2 separate regions of the Homo sapiens genome follow, and region 2 is linked to region 1. A link is a loop called in an ENCODE intact Hi-C map of the cell type or tissue named here. Cell type or tissue: ascending aorta. All regions are shown on one strand. Each heading gives the region's core, and the rest is flanking DNA. Links, peaks and the distances in the headings are about the cores only.

Region 1 (12,284 bases), core at 8,063-10,562:
CTGAGTAGCTGGGGTTACAGGCACACACCGGCGACGCCCAGCCGATTTCAGTATTTTTAGTAGAGATGGGATTTTGTCATGTTGGGCAGGCTAGTCTTGAACTCCTGGCCTCAGCTCTTTATATTATAAAATGATTAGAATTAAAATTTAAAGATTCTCTCCTCACCCACACAAGCCACTTTTCCAGTGCTCAGGAGCCACCCTGGGCTAGTGTCAACCCTGCTGGGCAGAGCAGACAGAGGACATCTCCATCACTGCAGCAAGTTCTGTCATACAGTGTTGTTCTAGAAAGGAAGGTTATTGAATGGACATCTAGAAAAGCATTTTAAATGACTACTTTTTTGGTTGTTGTAAGCAACAACTTATTTTATACTTACAAAACAAGAACAAACCTTATCCTGTTCCAAATCCTACAGAATCGTAAACAGGGTCATAATTGTACATATCATTCTCGGCTAAAGGTAAAAAGTGAGGTCTTCCCACATACACAGCATTTTTCTTTCTTTTGAAAGCTTTAAGTGATTTGCTTCCTGAGGACCAACACTATTCTGAGACTGTAGTCACAGTCTGTGAGCGGCAGCGCCTTGTATCAAGATGTGGTTATTCCACAAAGGCGACAAGAATGTGAGGACACACGCTCAAGGTGGGTACTGACAATGCCCGGCTGCCAAGATGGATTAAATTTATGGCAATTTACAGCTCACCCCAGGGAGACTCAGTCTGCAAAAGCTCAGAGACAGGGAAAGTTGCCATAAGGATGCAGGTAATGAAAGCATTAAGCTATCCACTCTATTGAGAAAAATGGCTCCAGGCTGAATTTTCCAGGCACACTGTCTATACCAAACAATTATCCCAATCATGCTATGGTGTTTCCCTCCGTTTTCCCAGTGCTGATGTGCCTTTAGGTGCAGCGGGTTTGTTGCTGCTATGTTTGGGCTTCAGGGTATGATGCTATCTCCCGTCAGAAACCATGATCTTTACTAGGTGCCAGCTACAGCATGCCTACACAGACTTCTAGAAGCAGCAGGGCCAGAACAGAAGCACTTAAGCCCCATACTCAAGAAACAGAAGCCTGGCGCAGGTCCAGCTCTCTGTCCATGGGACCACAATGAGTCTTTCACAGTGCATGCCTTGCTTGTACAAGGGCAATTGTCTCTGAGGTTATGTTCATAATGGTTACCACTTAGGTGTTCACTAACAGGCTCAGTGTTAAGCACTCAATGTGCAGAATGCCACAGATACATCCAAAGGCTCTGTGAGGGGAGGTCACTGGATGTCCTCGTTTCACAGTAATGTAAACCACTTAGGTGATACCTCAAGCTGGTGCAAGTAGTGGCTGACCTTGAATCCAGGTGATGTGACCGCCGCTATGGGTTTCTGTGGGTCCCTTGGCCCAAGGTCCTGTCAATTCACATATACACCTGTCCAGCCCACCCAGCCTTAGCTTCCCCATTTACATTTAATGGTGAAGAGCACAGACCTCTGGAGCCAGACTACCTGTATTCAAATCTGAGCTCTGCCATTACTACCTGTGTGCCTTTAGCTAACCCCTGGGTGCCTGAGGACCCTGGCCTTTTGCTGGCCCTCTTCTTACAGAAGAGAAAGCAGACCCCAGAGCCAGTTTCTCTTCTGTAAGGGAAGCCTGGAGGCTGGTTTTACCTCTACAAGAAGAGAATGGTATTGATGCCTGGCATCACCTGAGAGCTGTCAGAAATGCAGAGTATCAGGCCCCACCGTAGTCCAACAGAGTCAGAACCTGTATTTTAACAAGATCCCTGCGTTGGTTTGCACATTAGAGTTTGAAAAGCACCATCTGATGGCAGAAAATAGTGCCCTGTGATGAATTATTTTGTAAAACACACAAGACTCACGTAACGGTCTACTTTATAAAGCCAGACATATCACAGGTCTACATTTCAGTGCACTTAGAGGGCTATGCCATTGCAGGTGCTCCCCAGATGAACACAGTCACGTAAAGCCAGAGGATTGTGTTGAAAGACAAGGAAATGAAACTAAATCATTGCTCTTAGGACTAAAGTCAATGAGGTAACATTAGCAGCGGTTTCCTGTAATCCTTGAGGGTGGGGAGGAAGCATCCTGTAAGTAAAACAAAGTCTGTTGGCACGTGTTTCCATGAAGATTCATGCCTAATTAAGTAAAACCCACGAAAGCCGGAATCCTGCTCTGGGGAGACTGGGTGGCCACTGTGTTCTCTCTGGAAACTGACTGCTCCCCACAGGGGCCAGGCAGAGCCATGTCTGGGTCTGGTCCTCAGATTCCCAGAGTCCTGCTTGCAAGGGTAGCTGAGTACAGGCATCTCACCAAGTAGCTTTGAACAAAGGGGACTGAGTGGCTCGAACTGTCTTCCTTTCCTGCCCACCACCTCCCACTTTCTGAAAGGGTTCCCAGAAGCAGAGCTTGAGACTGGGCTTCGTGTTCCAATGATTTACTGGGGGTATGCTCTCAGGAGAAGGGGCACACATAGATTTGCCAGATAAAATAGAGGATGCCCTATTAAATTTAAGTTTTAGATAACCAACGAATAATTCTTAGCACAAGTATGGCCTAAGTTGTTTATGGGTCATATTTATACAAAAAATTTTGTTGGCTATCTGAAGTTTAACTGGATTTAGTTATGTTGGTTTGCTAAGTCTGGTAGCCCTGGGAAGAAGGATAGGCAGAGAGGAGAGCTAAGGAGATCTCCCAGCCAGAGCCCAGGATCCCAGCATTGTACAGTGCACCATAGTAGACCCACAATGGGGCCAGCAGCCTGGCGTTCTGTATTCCTGTGCCATTCAGTCACTGGCCAATCTGCCCCCCAGGCACATAGGGGGAGGCAGATGCTGTTCATGGGCAAAGGAAGTGAGTGGATCCCATTTGGCCAAGGGCAATTCTCCAGAGAATGAGAGCAGCTGGAAGCTGCAGACAGCCAATATTCAATCAGAGTGGGGCCTCTCTGGGGTCAGCTCTGACAGTTGTGGATGCTGTCATCCACAACCTCTCCCCACCCTACACACACTCCTACTAGCAATCCTCAGGCCTTTCATAAGTCAACAGCAGTTTATGAGTGGCTTTGAACTGGGGAGACATCCCTGGATCTTGTCTCAGGTCCCTGGGAATAGATTTGTAAGTAGGGCTTCCAAAAATAAAATGAGGTGCACCTTGTCCATTGACTGCCAGATCTGTGCCGCCAGCACATCATCCCACCAACTTTGGTTTGCTCTGGGTATTTCTGAGAGCTGGATGGGGCATTTTCTTTCCATGCTTCTAGGACAGTCTTTGTTTCACCAGGATGGAAAAGGGGTAGGGAGAGAAGTTTTGGCCCACGTCACCTTCTTCCAAGCAGAACAAACTGTCTAGGAAAAAATGTCAACCGACTCTATACCTCACACTGAGGATACAGGACAAAATTAACCCTACTCATTCTGTCATCTGGGAGAAAAAGTCACCTTAGAAAAGAAAAAAAAAATCGCCAGTGTTTTGTTTTGCTATGTTTAACAGATCGTTATTCCACATATGGATGAGGGGTACAGGCATACGTTCATTTTTACTCAGATTACAAAAACAGGAAACGTGGAAGTTGCCTATGGGCATGACTCAAGGGGCACTGAGCTGGCCTTTCTGTCCCCAACACAGGCATTCCTCGTTTTCTGCTACAAGTATTGCATTTTGTTTTTGGTTTTGTTTTTTTAACAAATTGGATGTTTGTGGCAAGCCTCTGTCAAGCAAGTCTATTAGTGTCATTTTCTCAACAACATGTGCTCACTTCATGTCTTGTCGCATTTTGGTGATTCAATATTTCAAAATTTTTCATTATCATTATTGTATCTGTGATGGTGATCTGTCATCAGTGATCTTTGATGTTACTACCGTAATTGTTTTGGGATACCACAACTCTGCCTTTCACTTAAAGGCTGAGAGGCTATTTAGGGTTACTAACTGGCCTAATTTCAGTGTTGGATCTTGGAATAGGGAGAGGCAGAGAGACACGAAATGGCTGGTCGGTGGAGCAGTCAGAACAAACATTTATTAAGTTCACTGTCTCATACAGGTGTGATTCATGGTGTCCCCAGTTACAATAGTAACAAAGATCACTCAAAGTTTGTTAGAAGATCAAACTAGCCACTACATTCTCTTAAGCCAAAGCCTAATCCAGAGCAAGGCCCTAAAGTTCTTCAGGTCTGTGAAAGCTGAGAGAGGTGAGGAAGCTGCAGAAAAGCTGGCAGCTACCAGGTTGGTTCATGAGGTTTAACAAAAAATGCCATCTCCATAACGTAGAAGTGCAAGGTGAAGCAGCAAGTACTGATGGAGAAGCTGTAGTGAGTTACTCAGAATATCTAGCTAGGATCATTGAAGCAGGTGGCTACACTAAGCAGAATTTCAATGTAGACAAAAATAGCCCTCTTGGAAGATGCCATCTAGGAGAAGTTCATGCCTGCCTCCAAAGCTACAAAGGACAGGCTGATTCTTGTTAGGGGTTAATGCAGCTGGTGACTGTAAGTGGAAGCGAATGCACATTTATCATTCTGAAAATCCTGGGGTCCTTCAGAATTATGCTAAATCTACTCAGCCTGTGCTCTAGACATGGCACAAAACCTGGATGACAACACATCTGTTTACAGCATGATTTACTGCACATTTTAAGCCCACTGTTGAGACCTACTGCTCATAATAAAGATGTCTTTCAAAATATTACCCTCATTGACAATGCACCTGGTCACCCAAGAGCTCAGATGGAGATGCAAGGAGACGAATGTTTTGTTTTGTTTTGTTTTTCACACCTGCTAATACCATATTCATTCTGCAGCCCATAAATCAAGGAGTCATTTCAACTTTCAAGTCTTATTTTTTGAAGTATATTTTATAAGGCCAGAGATGCCATAGGTAATGATTCCTCTTAATGGATCTGGGCAAAGTCAATTGAGAATCTTCTGGAAAGATTTACCATTTTAGATGCCATTAAAAATATTTGTGATTTGTGGAAAGAAATCAACATTATCAACATTCATAGGAGTTTAGAAGAAGTTGATTCCAGTCCTCATGGATGACTTTGAGGGGTTCAAGACTTCAGTGGAAAAAGTCAATGCAGATGTATAGAAATAGCAGCAAGAGAACTGGAATTCTGAGTACAGCCTGAAGCTGTGACTGAGTTGCTGCAATTTCATGATAAAACTTGAACAAGTGAGGAGTTGCTTTTCATAGATGATCAAAGAAAGTGGTTTCTTGAGATGAAATCTATTCCTGGAGAAGACGCTGTGAAGATTGTTACAATGACAAAAGATTTAGAATATCACATAAACTTAGCTGATGAAGCAGTAGCAGGATCTGAGAGGATTGATTCCAATTCTTAAAGAAATTCTACTGTGGGTAAAATGCCATCAAACAGCATCACATGCCACAGAGAAATCTTTCCTGAAAGGAAGAGCCCATTGATGTGGCAAACTTCATTACTGTCTTATTTTAAGAAATTGCCACAGCCACCTAGCCTTTAGCAACCTCCACCCTAATCAGTCAGCAGCCATCAACATTGAAGCAAGACCTCCACCAGCAAAAAGATGACTCACTGAAAGCTCAGATGATTATCAGCATTTTTTTAGCAATAAAGTATTTTAAATTAAGATATGTACATTTTTTAGACATGATGTTATTGTACACTTAATAGACTATAGTGTAGTATGAACAACTTTTTTATTTTTTTAGAGATAGGTTCTCACTCTGTTGCTAAGGCTAGAGTGCAGTGGCATGATCATAGCTCACTGCAGCCTCAAACTCCTGACTTCAAATGATTCTCTCACCTTGGCCTCCCAAATAGCTAAATATAACTTTTATATGCACTGGGAAACAAAAAAATCATGCAACTCACTTTATTCCAATAGCCTGGAAACAAACTAGCAATATGTCCAAGGTATGCCTGTATATTTCTCTACATAGTTTGCGTGAAATTCCACCATGAGAAATTCCTTCAAGTCAGTGATTCTGAACTGGAGATGAGTCTGCCTCTGGCTTCCCCTTGTTAAAATAGATTGCTGAGCCCAACCCAGAGTTTGATTCAAGAGGAACCCAAGAACTGTATTTCTAACAGGTTTCCAGAGGATGCTGATGCTGCTGGTTTGGGGACTCCACTTTAAGAACCACCGGTTAAGAGGCCTGAATGAGATAATACACGTACACAGCTATTAGTATACTGCCTGGCATACGTAAGCCTGCCACACTCAGTGGTTCTCAAACTCGGTTGCACATTAAGATTACCTGGAGAGCTTATAAAAATCCCAGTGCCCATTCTGCACCTCAGACCAATTACAGCAGAATCCCAGGGGCAAGGGCACACATCGTTGCTTTTTGAAGCTCCCCAGGTGATTTCATTGTACAGTCATGGCTTAGAGGCACTGCCTTAGAGGTGGTTTAGAGAGAAAGTCGCTTGCGTTCACAGAACACTAATTTCTAACAGCCGCTGAAGGAAACTGACTAGAAAGGACCAGACATCCCATTGGCACTGTGGAGTATAGTTCTGTGTCTGGAAGGCCAAATAAACCTGCCTGGCCTTTCATGAAAGGACCAAAGCCAGAGGCAGAATACAGTTTAAGAGAGTTATTGCAAACAAGGCCCTGAGGCCTTTGCTTCTACTTCATCCTCCTTTGCACCTCCTCTGAACCAGCCTGGCTTTGTCGCCTTAAACTTCCTCCTATGCCAACCCTCTCAGAGGGATTCCTAAATGCTCCCTTCTCCAGGCCTCACCCACTCACTTTTCTGCAGTCTACAGCTTGATTCTTCCCTCCTGAAGTGATACTTGTTTTCAGAAAAGCCCCTCTGGTCCTGACCAGTTCTCATCTTCTCCTGTGCCTGTCCCTCTACCTCAGGCAATCTCCACATCCCTTCCTGCCCACCTTTCACCCTGCCAAGGGGTCATCCTGCTAAACCACATGTCAACTGCCCTCACTCCCTCTCAGGCAAGTCCTTCAGGGGCTCCCTCCCTTCCTTTCTAGCCACACTGGCCACTAGCCCTTCCTGGTGGATCCTGTTTCAGGGCCTTCACTCAGGCTGCCCTGGGGATGATGACATCCCACACTCTCGGACTCCTGGCTCAGCCTTCTCAGCTCACTCAGTGCTTTCCCCAGGAAGGTGTCCGTAAAGCTGTACTCCCCACCCTAAAGGCCAGGGTATGATGAAGGCTGTCACTATAAATGTTAAGAGACATCCTAACAAGTATTGCTTTGTCTTTTCACATAGATAGAGGAAGGAAGGAAACAAAGGGTGAAAAGCCTTCTTGGTAACAAGAAACTACCATTTATTTACAGAGTCACCATTATTTCTTCCTCAGCCATGTGGGTATAAAAATGAGGACACAGCCAGGTGCAGTGGCTCATGCCTGAAATCCCAGCACTTTAGGAGACCAAGGCAGAAGGATCGCTTGAGCCCAGGAGTTTGGGGCTGCAGTGAGCTGTGATCGCACCACTGTACTCCAGCCTGGGTGACAGACCAAGACCCTGTTTCTAAACAATAAAAACATAAAGATGAGGACATGATCTCTGCTCTCAGAAATTTACATCTGATTCACTGGAGAGTTTTCTAAAATGTCACCATGATCACAGGTCTAACCCTAATGACAAAAACCAAGACTTGATAGTTAGATAAAAGGTTTCAGTTACATGAGTATTTGTTTGAAAAAAAAATGTCTTGCAAAGGCCTAGAAATTAAAACACATGCCGGGCGCGTTGGCTCATGCCTGTAATCCCAGCATTTTAGGACGCCGAGGATGGCGGGGGCGGGGGGGTGCATCACCTGAGGTCGGGAGTTCAAGACCAGCCTGACCAACGTGGAGAAACCCTGTCTCTACTAAAATTATAAAATTAGCCAGGCATGGTGATGCATGCCTGTAATCCCAGGCACTCTGGAGGCTGAGGCAGGGGAAATCACTTGAACCTGGGAGGCGGAGGTTACGATGAACCAAGATCGCACCATTGCACTCCAGCCTAGGCAACAAGAGCAAAACTCCACCCAAAAAAAAAAAAAAAAAAGAAAAAAGAAAAAAAAAAATCCACACATAGATTTACTATATTGCCTTTCCAAAAGAGAAAAGAATACAAGTAAAATATAAAACTGAGCAAATTATATTAGCATCTGTATCTCTGAATAATTGAAATCAGGACTGCCCCCAGAAAACCCCATCCACCCCATAATAAAGGGTGACTGGCATTCTAACCCATTTGTGAGGTTGAGAATCTGAAAAGTGACTACTCCCCACACGCCACCCCAGAAACTGCTGTGGCTGCACATACCTCCAACCACATCTGAAACAGGTGGCCAGGCTATTGTCCCAGTCCTCCGAGTCCCTTCTCTCCTGGCCCTTGACTCCACCCCCTCCCAAGGAGCAACTGCCCCATCCACATGGCCTCCAGGACCTGTTAGCCTGGGCACATGCTGTTTCCTCTTCTTCCCTGCCCCACCTATCCTTCCCACAGTGTGGCAGAGGATACCTTCCCAGATTTCCTGCGGGAGCCCTGCATTCTGTGTTTGGGGAAGGAGAAGAGGAAGGGCTTTATCATCTGAGCCACAACCTTTAACAACATACCTCCCTCCCATCTGTCAGTCTATGAGCCAGAAGAAGGCGAGTGCCCTTGCCCTACCTAGTCACCCTCGAGGCTGAGTGCCCAGGGACAGTGGGAATCAGAAGGGCTTGAATAAGTGGACCCCACCCTCATCCTCACCCATGCTGTGTTGCACTGTGGCCTTCTTTCAAAGTGAAAAAGTCAACTCTGAAATGCAGACCCAGTGGGGAATTTAAAACAAACACCTCAGCCCTAACAAAAGGGAAGATGGAAACAAAAGTTCTTGGTAGGTTCTGCCATGTTTTCACAGGAGCCACATCACTACAGATGATAATTCCAACAGCCCCTTGAGAGGAAACCACTGCTGACTGGCACCCAGCAGGCAGAAGCAGTCAGGGGACATATGCAATTGCAGACCTGAACCGCACAGACCTTGTCCCTTACACCCCAGTCATGCAGCCCTCAGTTTTCTAGCCTTTGAGCCAGTGCACATGAAGGTGGAGGCTGAGAAGGCTCTTAGAAATAAGCCAGGAAGGTCTTACATCTTGCCACGGACAAGTCCCCACGTAGATCAAATTGTTGAAGAAGCCATAAAAATGACTAGGAGTTGCAAAGACCGGATGCAGTACCCTTGGATAAGTTCTCTTCTACCCAAGGCTTTTTACTGGGAATGAAGAGTCACAGAGCAGGCAACAGCGACACCTGCTGTTCAGAATAGATTCAAACCAGGCAGGGAGAAACCAGAAACCCGAGTTCTCGCCATAGAGGCAGCATCGCCTGCACGTGACTTCACAAAAGAACATAAGACCTAGGGTCTGTCCTCCTATTGATTGTTTTGGGAGTCCTCATTTACCTGGTACAAGTAAGGAAGACACTGTCCTAGCTAATAATGTAACTAGTAGTTACAACATTCATGGACCATGAGTTTTCAGAGAACATAATACGGTCAAAGCACCATACTTAAACAGTACTATATTAAATGGACTCCCCTTAGCAATAGAAAAAGGTATAAGACCCTCAAGAAACATAGTTGATATGTCTGATAATTGGGCACCATTATGGGTTGAATTCTGTCCTCCAAAAAGATGTTGAAGTCATAAGCCCAAGTACCTGTGACTGTGACCTTACTGGGAGATAGGGTCTTTGCAGATGATCAAGTTCACCTGAAGTCATCAGGGTGTGCCCCAAGCCCACAGGACTGGTTTCCTTATAAAAAGGAGAATTTTGGACACAGAGACGGACAGGCACACAGGTGAACAGCATGTGACCGTGAAGGCAGAGACTGGGGCTGCATTGCATCTAGGAATGCTGAAGATTGTCAGCAATCACTAGAAGCCAGGAGACAGACCTGGAACAGGCTCTCCCTCACAGCCCTCAAAAGGCAATGCGGGCTCTTTTTTGGTTCCATATGAAGTTTAGAGCAGTTTTTTCCAATTCTGTGAAGAAAGTCATTGGTAGCTTGATGGGAATGTCATTGAATCTATAAATTACCTTGGGCAGTATGGCCATTTTCATGATATTGATTCCTCCTATCCGTATATCTGGGTTATTTTATAATCAGGAAAAAAGCACTAAATGTGAATAAAAGTGCTGAATTATTTTAGTTATAATGTTACCTTTCATGGTCCAGCCTCTGAAGTGCTTGAATTCTATACTTCCTATTCATGATCTGACTTTGAGCTTTATTAATTCCATTCCAAGCTATGCGTAATTTCTATTCCAAAAGAATGTTTTCTATCTTTTTGAAAACAATCCAAAAGATCTTTTTCGATTTATCTTTTTCTTCAAAATTATTTTAGTGATTTTATTTTATTTTTAGAAAACTTTTTTTTAAAAAACTGACAATTATATCTCAATTTGGTATTAAAACACTATTTTCCTGGTGCTTGAAAACTCAAAAATCTCCATTGTCTATAGTATAAAATACAGAATTTTAAAGCTTTTCTCTAGTGTATTTCCAAATTGCCTACCTTATTTTACTTATTATGCCTCTATGTAAGCCCTCTTTTTCTATCCTATTGGCCTAGAATATGTCATTTTTAGTCCTGTCTCTTGTGGGACTCTACTAAATGGTCCATGTTTACTAAATGATCCATTGGTTAGATCCGTTTCCTTTTGAAACCTTTCCTGAGCTTTCCAAACTCAAAAAAACTCTACCTTCTGTAATTATTTATGACACATTATTATTCTCTTGGAACATGCATACTATTTTGTATTACCGTCCTTTCTAGGGTAACTTCTGGATGATTTTGTATATGCACAACACCTAGGAGTGTTTATCCACAATACTTGGAAGCGTCTTACATATTTGGTAAGGTTGTAATGATGGGTGGGCTCATTTCACTTAGACTACATGCCAATAGTCTACCTGAGAGTGTTCCCGTTCTTTCATGAAGAAAGTAGTGTGTATTTCCTTTTGGCAGAGGCATCCTTGCCAGCAAGATACTAGGAGTACACATTTCTACCAGGAAAGCAAAATACAGACTGGAAGCCAAAAGTCAAGGAATTCTGGCCAAAGATGTAAAGAGCCAAATTCTCTCAGAAATGGTTTCCTAGAAGTAATTTGTGCTGACTATGCTTCAGTTCAAACAAACTCCTTTAAGAGCAAAATAGCAGTACGTGATATATCTAACCATTGTAGATAGCTATCTTGAAGTAGGAGTATATAACTGTTGGTTAAAATAATCTAGATTATTGCTTCAGCAATTCCGTTCATTTTGAAAAGTAGCAACTCATTTTCTGCAGATATGTAGTAGTAAGTGCACATCGTTTTAGAATTGGAGTATCTTTCTAATTACTGAACAGCTCTTGTCTGGTGTGGACTTTGGTTGAAGCTAGTGTGTTGAAGGTTTCTTTTTAAAACTGAGTGCCATAGTATAGTGACACTAATATCTATATTCATATCTATAATTATCCAGATATATAATAAATGTTTATTAAATGCAAGCTATGTCTCTCACAGGATGAAAAGAAATATAAGCCATTGTCCTTGCCTTTAAGAAGTTTGCAGTATGGATGGCTAGATAATATGTGTTACTTATTGAAATATGAATTCATAATAGAATAAAGCAGTTCATCATTATTTAAGAATGATACAACAAAAATATCATGAGAGCGAAAGGGAGAGAAAGGAGTTCCTTCAGGCTGGGATGACTATAGAAATCTATATGGAAGTAAACTCTGTCTTGCATTTGAAGAATGGGTAGACTTTGAAGAGGAAAGAAGAGAGAAAAAAGGTATTCTTGGTGAATAAAGAATGTGAACAATGTGAACAAGGCCATGGAGTCAAAGTCATTTTAGGAAGAAAGTGAGTAAATTGACTTTTTTGGGGAGGTATAAAATTGTTGATTAGACCAGAAGAATCTGGGTTGAGATTATAGAAAAGTGTGAATGCCAGGTAAGGACTAAGGACTTACCTTTTAAGTGTGAGGACCCATTTAGGGAAGATTTTGAGAAAAGAAAACATATGATCCAAGTTGAGTTTTACTGAAGTTAATTTGTCAGCTATGTTCTGTTTGAAAAGGAAGATAGAGACAGTAATATGAGGATGTTTAGAAGACCAAGAAAGCAGCTGAAGTGTGAAGTAGAATAGAGGATATATGTAGTATTTCTGTTCAGCATCCCCTCTTTTCTGATTCAGTGATTCAGGTGGAGATGACACCATTTGCCCTCAAAAGCCATAGGTAGGCCGGGCGCGGTGGCTCACGTCTGTAATCCCAGCACTTTGGGAGGCCGAGG
Region 2 (12,284 bases), core at 5,471-7,970, 230 kb before region 1:
AAGGGACCTAGGATTATTTTACAAAGTATCTATCTATCTATGGTTCCTTATCTCCAAACAAAAACACTTAACAATAAAATGTACCACTTAAGCTGAAATTGTACATGCCTTCATTGTACGTGCCTTCATTGACTCCAGGGTGAAAATGTCTATCACTAATCTTATCCCCAAAACAAATCTTAATCACTATATGACAGTATTTAAAATACAGTATTTTTATAACCTATCTGAAAAATGCAAATAGCTAGAACCAGGGCTTGCTTATCTGCTTAAAAAGACAATGTCTGATTTAGAAACTCTCAAGTGTTAAGTATTTTTTATTACATGAGTGAAAAGAATAGTATATAAATTTCACTTTTGTCATAAGCATCACTTATCCTGGTGGAATTCAGCTGAAGCAAATTATGCACTTTGCATCACTTACTATGGAATATTATTTACTTTTCTTCACATACCATGTTCATGTCATTTCCAGTTTTACTGAGAACAGTTCCATTTGCATGTCTGTTTATCCAATTAGACTTTTAATGTGACGAAGGATGGACACTAGCTGGGTCATACGGCCAGGACAAAGATTTCCCTTGATAGCTCTTACTTGTCAATACAAATGACAGAAGAAAATGTCCCCGGGGGGAAAAAAAGGCCTTCAGTAGATTTTTACTAGGAAAAAAGTCGATAAAATGAAAAAAGTTTAGGAAGGAAAATAAATGATTAGTAATTATTATTCTCATATTCTTGTGGAATAGACAGCAATGTATAATTGAGAGAAGGGGAGCTTCCTAGTACTTGGTACTTAGGACATGACCTCCAGCATGGTACTCTAGTCATCGACCAAGCCTACCTCTGCATTTTATAAAAGAATGGAAACTGAGGCTGAAAAAAGACAGTGATTAATCAGGGGGAACACACCCAGTGTAGGAGTCAAATTTCCTGGCCACACCCCCAGAACTGCTAAATTTTGGTAGAAGCCCATGTTTTCCACAGAATTTCATAACTCTATAAGAATAGCATATGGCAAGGATTTTTCTTCTTAAGGAATATTTTAGTATATAAGAGACATGATTTTAGCCATTAAAGTTTTCTGTTTAATTATGTGATCTCCTAATATTTCCTCAAATATTTTAATATTTAATATTTTAAAACATCTACAGATTGCAAAAGCAATAATAATATTAAAATGTTGTACCTTACAGAGAAGCAGTCACAGAATTGTAAATTCTAAAAATAAATCATAGACAATGCCACCCCCCCAGCAACCACTCACGTACCCTCCAGTGCAAACCTTTATTTACCCAAATACACAGAATTTGTCAGATACAGCGTTATAAGTGGATGCATGTCCTGTTTAGGGCACCTGGTAATTAGCATAATGGCCTCTTGGGCCCTGCCTCAGAATGCTGGGTGGCATGTATCACAGATTCATCTGGGAAGCAGCTTCCACTAACCAGGGAACCAAGGACAAAGGAGCTGGCAGGCTTCAGGGGAGTAGCTGCCCAGTCAACAGTGTATTAAGGACAGCCATTAGTTGCCACAATCAGTTAATTAGCTCAACAAATGCAAAACCTAAATCATTAAATAAAGTGGCCCTGATTGCACTGCTGACTTCTGATTTGGTATCACTAACCCAGCAGGGTGAGAATGAGGTAGTTCCACAAAAAATAAAAACCTGTCCACATTGGGAAAATGATATAGGATGGGATTTCATTTTCATGAAAGTTGAGCCCTGCCAGGAAGTTTCATTGACAAAAAAAAAAAAAAAAAAAAAAAAGTGGAGGTGCCAGGGAGACCTCTGTGTTTATGCTTTGAAATTTAAATTAATTTAAATATAAATTGCTCTCCCCTTTTGTCATTATGAGAAGGAAATAAAATGTGGGTTTCAGATCTCTGGTGTGTAAATGGTCATTAACTTTCATTTGACCTTGGGTACAGAACTAATATTGGATTTATGCACAGGGTACACTCATTATGCTCATCTAGTTTCCTCACAAAAAACATGTTCCCAGGAGCTGCAATGCTGGAAGCTGCTTCTTAGCTCTCAACTAGAAAACTTGATTCTCTCTTTAATGCCTCTCCCCCGCCTTACACCCACCTCTCTGCTCAATGTCTCAGGAAACTGTTTCTCCAGGCTTAGCAATGTGTATAAAACATGTGCAAGAAGAAGTAGGACTCTGAAGAGCTTAAAATCATTGTCCTGGACCACACAAGACCAGACAGTAACCTGCTCTGGGCAACGTCACCTTACTGGCACCATCAGTGTTCAGTTCTTCCCAGGATCAAATTCCCTACAATAGGAACAAGCTTCCACTTACAGCAATTCAATTAGCTTTGTCTACTAAGTGTTACACAGCTTGACTGAAGTGCCCCAAGTATTTTTGAAAACCAAGACCTCAAAAACCTTGGATTCTGGAGTATGCGCTGCTGTAGTTATAATTATTCACCTCCTTGGCAAATCTGTTTCATTTACTATCTTAATGGGCATGACCATATTGAAGGATTAAAAAGAAAATCATCTTGCCTTGCTTTCTGATTTTCTTAATTCTAAACAATTCTCAGGGTTAAAGGAATCTAACTTCTTATACTCACTACTCTCAGATCTCCTGCTCATCAGGAGAAATCTGTGAAAAGGGCTATTTTCTTTTATAGTATGCCATTGAATGGTTATTTATCATTTCGACTTAATAGCTCTAATTACAAAAGATAGTGTCATGGGACTTTTTTTAAAGGCAATTTTCTTTGTATCCCAGTGGGAGAGTTAGAAAAAATTTACAAAGCATCTGCTGAATGCATTTTCAATTATTCCTGGGCTTTACCAGTGCTATTACTTTCTTGATTGTAAGAATTTTACATTTTCAAATATGCTTTAACTTTACAATGCATTAAGAATTACTGTTTTAAGATTCTTATGATGGTTTTATCTCACTTAAAAAAAAAAGAAAGATACAACCCATCAAACATTGAATTGATCACTGCTCAACAAGAACATGCACTGGTGGAGACAGGACGTGAATATACAAAATTTGTCAGCAAGCAGGGACAGAAGAACGATCTCTGGAAATGTTAGAACAATGAGTTATTATAGCACTGGAGAAGGAGACAGATTTTACAAACTTCAACAATCAGCATGGTGTTAGGCAAAGCTCTCTCTTTTGGGGAAAACATCCTAGGAATCATCAATCAATTAGGAAGACAAGAATGTTGTGTTGATTATTTTAGGGGAAAACACATGACACTTCTTTCCTCTTGGCTGACAAATGCTAAACAACACATTCAGCGGGGTTATCAGACAATCGGTGTTGGCCTGTGCTGACCAGAAATGAGAGTGATGGGCGCTGCTGGACACAGTATCGAGGATGTGGCAAAAGAAAAGAAAAGGACAGAAACAAACCATCTGGAAAAATCAATTCTGAGAGGATCCTGGTCCATCCTTTGAGAGGCTGTGAAAGTCTTGGGAAATGTACGTGGTTGAAAATACCACCAAAAAATAAGCATAAACTTTTAATTACTTAAATACAGCCAACAGACTCCTCTTATAACGTAGCATTTTTTAGCGTAAACACTCTTTATTAGAACACTCAGCAATTAGATGGAAAGAAGATCAAAAGGAGAGCATTCAAAATAATATCTCTATAGCTTTTTAAGATAACTTAAATTTCTTCCAAAAAAATTAAACACATATTATCAGAAAGGTAAAGGAAATCTGAGATGACAATAATTATATTAAGCAAGTCAGCCTGTCTTTGCTGACCCTAATTTTATTACTAACATCCATTCTAAAATCCCATTTGTCATGCATTCTCCTAAATATTAGCTATGTATTTACCAAAGGATCAAGGTAAAGTCTAATATGGTGCTACGTTAAAAGAAGAACCTGTCAACTAAAAATAAAAAGTAAAAATTTATAAGACCATAAAAGCAGAAGCTATTCCACAGGTATAAAGGTTATTTTTTTCTTCTACACATGAAAAAGGGAAAGCCTTATTTATACTGTTAAAAATATTCTATCATCAATTTCATTTCTTGTGACAAAGCAATATGAATATCTTGTCTTTGGAATATTCTGCTCCAAAGTAGAATATGCCTTTTCACTGGTGTCCAGTTTCAAACCTCACAAATGCCTCGCATGGTGAGTCCTGCTAACATGTGACTGCTCCCAATATTACATACATATACTTGAAAAGGGGGCTTAAAACCTCTAAGTTTTCCAAAATCGTGTTACTGGTGATGTGATTGTTACTCACAGTAGATCTGGAAAGCTGGGACTTTAGACAAAGGGTAATCAAAAGAAAAAAAAAAAAGGCCGGGCATGGTGGCTTACACCTGTAATCCCAGCGCTTTGGGAGGACGAGGCGGGCGGATCACCTGAGGTGGGATGTTTGAGACCAGCCTGACCAAGGTGGAGAAACCCCGTCTCTACTGAAAAAAAAAAATTAGCCAGGTGTGGTGACACATGCCTGTAATCCCAGTTACTTGGGAGGCTGAGGCAGGAGAATCGCTTGAACTCAGGAGGCAGAGGTTGCAGTGAGCTGAGATCGCGCCATTGCACTCCAGCCTGGGTGACAAGAGCAAAACTCCGTCTCAAAAAAAAAAAAAAAAAAAAAATCAAACCCCTCAGATTGTCTCATAGAGCAGTCCTCAACCTTTCTGGCACCAGGGACCAGTTTCACGGAAGACAATTTTTCCATGGACTTGGAGAGGAAGGGGGAGATGGGATGGTTTTGGGATAAAATTGTTCCACCTCAGATCATCAGGCACTAGATTATCATAAGGAGCACGCAACCTAGATCCCTTGCATGTGCAGTTCACAACAGGGGTCGCGCACCTGTGAAAATCGAATGCTGCCACTGATCTGACAGGTGGTGGAACTCAGCGGGTAATGCTTGCTTGCTGCCACTCACCTCCTACTGTGCAGCCCAGTTCCCAATATGCCACGGACAGGCACCAAACCATCGACCAGAGATTGGGGACCCCGAGTCTAACAGGTCCACCTTGATTACCAGATCCTGGGGTTTCCTACTTGAATGTTTTACCTGGAGTTCACTGTCATGGCAAATAAGAGTTAGCAGGTTGTTGAAACCATATGCCCACCCCAAATGCCTATTTAAGCTTGAATACAGGATTATAAGGTCATATAGGATACATTCTTTGAACATAGGAATCAAAGATGTATCCTATATGATCTTAGAAAAAACAATTTAACGTAAAACATTGGCTTCTCTCTTATCCGTTCTAGCCTCTTAAAAATAATAATGTTTTTAAAAGCTAAACACAATAAGCTAGCTGGGCACCATGGCTCACATCTGTAATCCCAGCACTTTGAGAGGTCAAGGCGGGAGGACTGCTTGAGCCCAGGAGCTTGAGACCAGCCTGGGCAACATAGCAAGACCCTATTTCTACCAAAAAAAAAATTAAAAATTATCTGGGCATGGTGGCACATGACTGTAGTCCCAGTGACTTGGGAGGCTGAGGTGGGAGGATCACCTGACTCTGGGAGGTAGATTGCAGTGAGCCATGATCACACCACTGCACCCCAGCCTGGGTGACAGAATGAGACTGTCTCAAAACAAAACCAAAACCAAAACCAAAAACACAATAGGCTAAACCATTTTATACACTTTGATATATCATATATATTGTAATATCTTAGTAAAATATTTTGGTACATGAAGAACACTTTAACCTGAATTCCTGGCTGGTTTATCCTAGAAAGAGAGAAAAAATGTTATTACCCACAACTTGAAGAGTTTATGAGTTTTCAATTCATTCCTTTCAATTTCCAGGAACAAAAGCAGAATAAGAATGCCTTTTCACAAGTTACATATTTACTCTCATTATCTTGAAAATTACTAATCAAGAGTGGGAGTGTGGCTGGAAATGCCAGAGACCAGGTGTTGGAAAACCTGAGTCTGCATTCTGCCTGCAGACTTTCTAGCCTGTGTGAGTCTCAGGGTGGCACCTCCTCTCTAAATCTTGTGATTGAGACAGTGCAAACAATTCCTTCTGGGGTGATCACATTACTCTTGCCTGCCCAGCAGCCATTCTCCCCTCTGCTGGTGTTCTTTGTAGAGCCATGTATTTTGCTTGTGTGGGGTTGACTTGACCTGTCTACTTCCCCCTGCCATTCTCCTGCTGCTCCAGAGGTGGGCACTTCATCCTTCCAACAAGATCGCTTAGCAAAGCTTCTTTTGGGGCTATCAGGACAATCCCTCGCTGAGACTGTTAAACTCTACAGAGTCCTTGAGGCAAAAAATTCCCTTTTTGGTTTTCAGTTAGTTTTTCTGTCACATGCACCTAAAATAATCCTGAATAAAATAGTCCCAAGGTTGTGACTGAGGTGAATGAATGTAAAAAGTGAAAACATTGTTAGAACAGGATTTTTAAATATTAGAGCTGGAAGGAATCACTGAGGTTACCAAATTTTACGCCAGCCCCTGCAAGATACAAATTGAAATCACAAAGCCGAGGTCGCAAAGACACGTAATGACAAAAATAAAACAGAGCCTGGAGGTCCTTCTTTCCTTTTCAAACTTTAAAATCCCAGATACTTTAGTTTTAAAACACTTAACTAGCTATGGGCTAAGGACAGAGAGTGAAATTTAAACACTGCCAAGGAGATTTACCACTATGAGATTTCTGGCTTTCCAGAAATAGAAGCCCACCATGGCACAAATTTCATATGATCTAAAGATAATGAGAGCTAAAAGTGCTTTGGATTCCCTGGAAAAGGGAAGTAACACATCTCCCAAGACACTAATGAGCCAACATTAGCAGGAGAATAAGCAATCCAACAACGAGAAAGAAGTGCAAGGATATCTGTGCAAATTTCTGCAAATCTTATGAAGCCTTAAAATGCTATTCACATCCACTAAGGTTCGCTCTTAGGGTAGAAAACTGTTCAAAGGCACATCCTAATGGCCTTTTAGAAAATTACAACAAATAGATTTTTTACTAAGCTTACAGCCTTTAATTATTCATAAAACCTACACTGATTGGCAGTTACTTTTATTTCTGTTTGTACAGTGGGCTGAAACTAAAAATTTTTTACATTAATGCTCATTTTAATAACCTCTTGCAGTTAGACAGAAATCCGGCAGGACCACCTGTGCCCTAATTAACAGTTTTACTACAAGACATAAGATAGTAGGGTAATCAATTCCTTCTGTCAAGCTCCAGATGTGCCAGCTATCATTTTAAATACTTTTTTATTTGATGTATATTAGCTTATTTTTCTTCTCCTTTAAAAAGTATTCAATAGTTTTAAAAATAAGAAGCATACATAGAAAACACCATTCTGCAGCTGGAACTCTACTTAATTAAGGCCATGCTTAATGGTTCTGCGTTTGATCACCTCCTAAAATCACAATAAGAAGTTTACCTTTCTCTGACAGTCACTGACTCATTAATGCATTCTATTTATGAAACATATGCTATGATTTTAAAACAGCAGGGGCCATACTTGTCCTTGCTCACTATTGTATCCTGTGTCTTACACTGCATTCAGCTTATAGTTTGTGCCCAGCTAGGGTTTGATAAAGGAACAAATGAATACAATACCTATGACTTAGGCTCTTTTGTACCTTGCCATTGTTCCTTCACATCCACACTCAATGCCAACTCAAGCATTGAGAATGCACAGTGAATCAGTCAGGTATCTCTAATATTTCCATATTTGAATTCTTTGAATACAGTAATATATATCTTGTTGGTTATTTTTACCCCTAGATTGTTTCCCAAATGTATTGTAGTTCAGGGTGGGGAGGGGTTGTAAGAAAGAAATGTCTTTGTTTTTTCCTAATACAATCTTCTTCATTTATATTGCTCTTCTAATCAGAAAACATTATATTTAATTAAAGTCAGGGGCAAAATAAGAATGACAACTATCATTGATATTATTCAAACTTATACTGCAAGGCTCTAATGAAATATTATAATATGGGAAAAAAGGAATTATATGCATTGGTAAACATAGACAAAACAGTCATCATTGACAGATGATGAATTTGTCCATGTGGAAAATCCAAGATAATTTTTAAGGAAGCTATTAGAACTCATTGGAGTTCAACAATTTTAAGGGACACAAAATCGAAAATTCTCATACAACAAAAAAAGAGCCAACTAGAAGAGATAATAGATGTAGATACAGATAAACTGATTCTGAAGTTTTTATGGAGAGAGAAAAAACTGAGAATAGTCAACACAAGATTGAAAGCGAAGAACAAAGTTGGAAGGCAGACACTACCCAATTTCAATACTTAACGTAAAGGTACAGCAATCAAGACAGTGTGGTATTGTTGAAAGAATAGACAAACAGGCCAGGTACGGTGGCTCACGCCTGTAATCCCAGCACTTTGGGAGGCCGAGGCAGGCAAATCACCTGAGGTTGGGAGTTCGAGACCAGCCTGACCAACATGGAGAAACCCTGTCTCTACTAAAAATACAAAATTAGCTGGGCATGGTGGCACCTGCATGCCTGCAATCCCAGCTACTCAGGAGGCTGAGGCAGGAGAATCACTTGAACCGGGGAGGCAGAGGTTGTGGTGAGCCAAGATCGCGCCATTGCACTCCAGCCTGGGCAACAAGAGCGAAACTCCGTCTCAAAAAAAAAAAAAAAAAAAAAAAAAGAATAGACAAATAGATCAATGGAACAGAATAGAGAGCCCATAAATAGACCCAAATATAGTCAATTGATCTTTGACAAGGAGCAAAGGCAATATAATAGGGAAAAGACTGTCTTTTCAACAAGTGGTTCAGAAACAACTGGATATCCACATGCAAAAGATAAAATAAAATAAAAATAGAACCTAGACACAGACATTACACCCTTGAAAATGAACTCAAAATGGGCCCCAGACCTACATGTAAAATGTGAAATTATAAAACTCCTAGACTATAACATAGGAGAAAATCTAGATGACCTTAGATTTGGTGATGACTTTGTAAATATAAAACCGAAGGCATGACTCATGCGAGAAAAAATTGATAAGCTAGACTTCATTAAAATAAAAACATTTCTGTTTTGCAAAGACACTTAAGAAAATAAAAAGGCAAGCTATGGAGAGAAAATATTTTACAAAAGACATATCTGATAAAGAACTGTTATCCAAAATATACAAAGAACTCAAACTCAACAATAAGAAAACATACCAATTAAAAAATGAGCAAAAGACCTGAACACATACCTCAACGAAGAAGACATACAATAAGCACATGAAAAGATGCTCAACATCATATGTCATTAGGGAATTGTGAATGAAAACAAAGAGATATCACTACACATCTATTAAAAGGGCCTACTAGAATGGCCAAAATCTAGAACACTGACTACATCAAATGCTGGTGAGGATGTGGAGCAAGAGGACCTCTCAATTATGCTGGTAAGAATGCAAAATAGTATAGCCACTTTGGAAGACAACTTGGTAGTTTCTAATAAAATTTAACATACTCTTAACACATGATCTAGCAATCAAACTCCTTGGTACTTACCCAAAAGAGATGAAAATTTACATTCACACAAAAATCTGCATATCCAAAGCTTTATTCATAATTGCCAAAACTTGAAAACAACCAAGATGTCTTTCAGTAAGTAAATGGATAAACTGGTTCATCCAGACAGTGGAATATTATGCAGCACTAAAAACCAAGGAGCTCTGAAACCGTGAAAAGATTCTGAATGCATATTACTAAGTGAAAGAAGCCAGTCTGAAAAGGCTACGTATTGTACGATTCCAACCATATGACATTATGGAAAAGACAACAACTACGGAGAGAGTAAAAAGATTAATGGTTGTCTCGAACTCCTGACCTCGTGATCCACCCACCTTGGCCTCCCAAAGCGCTAGGATTACAGGCGTGAGCCACCACGCCCAGCCCAACATGGTGAAACCCCGTCTACTGAAAATACAAAAATTACCCGGGTGTGGTGGCAGGTGCCTGTAATCCCAGCTACTTGGGAGGCTGAGGCAGGAGAATCGTTTGAAATCGGAAGGCAGAGGTTGCAGTGAGTGGAGATCGTGCCACTGCACTCACTTCAGTCTGGGCAACAAGAGCAAAAACTCCGTCTCAAAAAAAAAAAAAATTAATGGTTGTAGTGGGTTAGAGGAACATAGAGTTGAATAAGTGGAGCACACAGGATTTTTTAGGGCAGTAAAACTACTCTGTATGACACTATAATGGTGGATACATGTCATTATACATTTCTCCAAACCCATAGAATGTACAACATCAAGAGTGAGCCCTAAACTATGGACTTTGGGTGATAACCACATGTCAATGGAGGTTCCGTTATTGTAAAAAACGTAACATTCCAAACCAGAGTGGGATGCTGATAGTGGAGAGACTGTACATGTGTGGGGCAGGAGGTATAAAGCAACTCTCTGCACTTTGTATTCAATTTTGCTATGAACCTAAAACTGCTCTAAAAAATAAAGTCTATCAAAAAAAAAGAGAAATTTCATTAAAGAAAAAGACTGAGGAACCATCACACAATGCAGAAATTAGGACCAGTAAAAAAAAAAAAAAAGATATTACAAAAAATAGTTCATTTACAACAGTAATCAAAACTACAAGGTACCTAAAAATACATCAAACAAAAATGTCGACTTGTACAGGGAAAGATACCCTATATTCATTGATAGAAACACATTATCTCAAAAATATCTGATTTATATAATAATCTATAAGGTAAATACACATTTAAAAAATCCCTATAGAGACTTTCATGGAACTTGACAAATTAAAACTTTGAAGAGAACAAGAAAAGTAAGAAGAGACTTGCCTTACCCACCCAATGCCCCACTCTCCCCTGAAGTCTTATTATAAAGCATTGGTAATTAAAACAGGATAGTGTAGGCACAAGGAAAGGTAAATAGATCAGTGGAACACAGAGACCAGAAATAAATCCAAGCACAGCATATATATAAACTTCATATATAATGGAGTAAGCATTATAGATCAGTGAGCAAAGAATTCAATGAATGCTAATAGGGTAACTGGCTTAACATAAGGAAAACATTTTGATTTCCACATCACACCATATACATAAAATTAATTCCAGAGGACTTAAAGTCCTAAACGTGAAAAACAAAACCTTAACGCTGTCCACAGCTAGCTATTCCACATTTAGTAATTTATTATGAGGAAATAATTGGAAAAGGGCACAAAGAGATATATACAAAAATATACATTCAGGTTCTTCTATTATTATTTACAATGGAAAAAAAACTAAAAACCTAAATGTACAACCGAGAATTAAACTGCTAGTATATACAATTAATAAAAATGATGTAAAACTATATTACTGATATAAAATTTAGGCTGGGTGCAGGAAGCCAAGGTGAGAGGATCACCACGTACCTTGAGCTCAGGAGTTTAAGACCAGCCTGAACAACAAAGCAAAACCCCTCTCTACCAAAAATAAAAAAATAAAAAAAATTAGGTAGGTGTGGTGGCACATGCCTGCATGTAGCCCCAGCTACTCAGGAAGCTGAAGTAGGAAGACTGCTTGAGCCTGGGAGGTCAAAGCTGCAGTGAGCAGTGAGCTGTGAGCTGTGACTGCGCCACTGCACTCCGGCCTAGGCAACAGAGTGAGACCCTGTCTCAAAAATAATAACGATAATATTAATCCTATAAAAATGGATTTTACATATAGCTACAGTAATCAATATTGTAGTATTGATGGATACCAATGGAATCTGTTCAATGGAACAGAACAAAGAACTCAGAAATACTCCCATACAAATACGCCCACATGACTTTTGACAAAGGTGCAAAAGGAAAGATGGTCTTTCCAACAAATGGTGCTGAGGTGACTGAACATTCATAGGCCAAAAAAAAAAAGAGAAACTTGACCTAAGTCTCATACCTTATATCAAAACTAACTCAAAAGTGATCATGGACTTAAATGTAAAACATAAAACTAAAACTTTCAGGGGAAGAAAAGGCATAGAAAATAATTGGACTCTAGAGCTAGGTAAATAGTTCTTTGATTTAACCCCAAAGCATTAAAAGACTCATTAAAAATTAATAAATTGGACTTTATCAAAATTAAAACCCTTTGATCTGTGAAAGACTCGTTGAGAGGATGAAAAAGACAAGCTACAGACTAGAAGAAAATATTTGCCAACCAGTCCTTATCAACAAAGGACTACTACCTAGAATACATAAAGAACTCTCAAAACTCAACTATAAAAAACAAAAAAAAAGCAATTCAATTAAAAAATGGGCAAAAGGCATCAACAAACAATTCACCAAAAACAACATCCAGATGGCAAATAAGCACTTGAGAAGAT

Evidence for each region. A loop is a pair of places that touch in the nucleus more often than their neighbours do. Peaks named below come from ENCODE experiments on the same cell type or tissue, not always from the same donor. Only the 100,000 strongest peaks of a DNase experiment are listed, where the experiment ranks them.
Region 2: a loop joins it to region 1, with 3 times the contacts of the local background. A loop is called at or near these places in 6 of 110 quality-filtered maps.

What each region holds. Positions count from the first base shown.
Region 1 is chr7:22,479,808-22,492,091 of GRCh38, forward strand. The region is part of intron 4 of STEAP1B (STEAP family member 1B); the gene reads right to left. Among named protein-coding and RNA genes, the nearest start is that of STEAP1B, 14 kb to the right of the region's middle. In ascending aorta, for the core only: a CTCF peak has its summit at 9,260 (motif pointing left); a DNase peak (open chromatin) is centred at 9,244.
Region 2 is chr7:22,250,032-22,262,315 of GRCh38, forward strand. All of the region lies in intron 7 of RAPGEF5 (Rap guanine nucleotide exchange factor 5), which reads right to left. Among named protein-coding and RNA genes, the nearest start is that of RAPGEF5, 100 kb to the right of the region's middle. In ascending aorta, for the core only: a CTCF peak has its summit at 6,928; no DNase peak of the experiment used is centred there; H3K4me3 peaks cover 431 bases.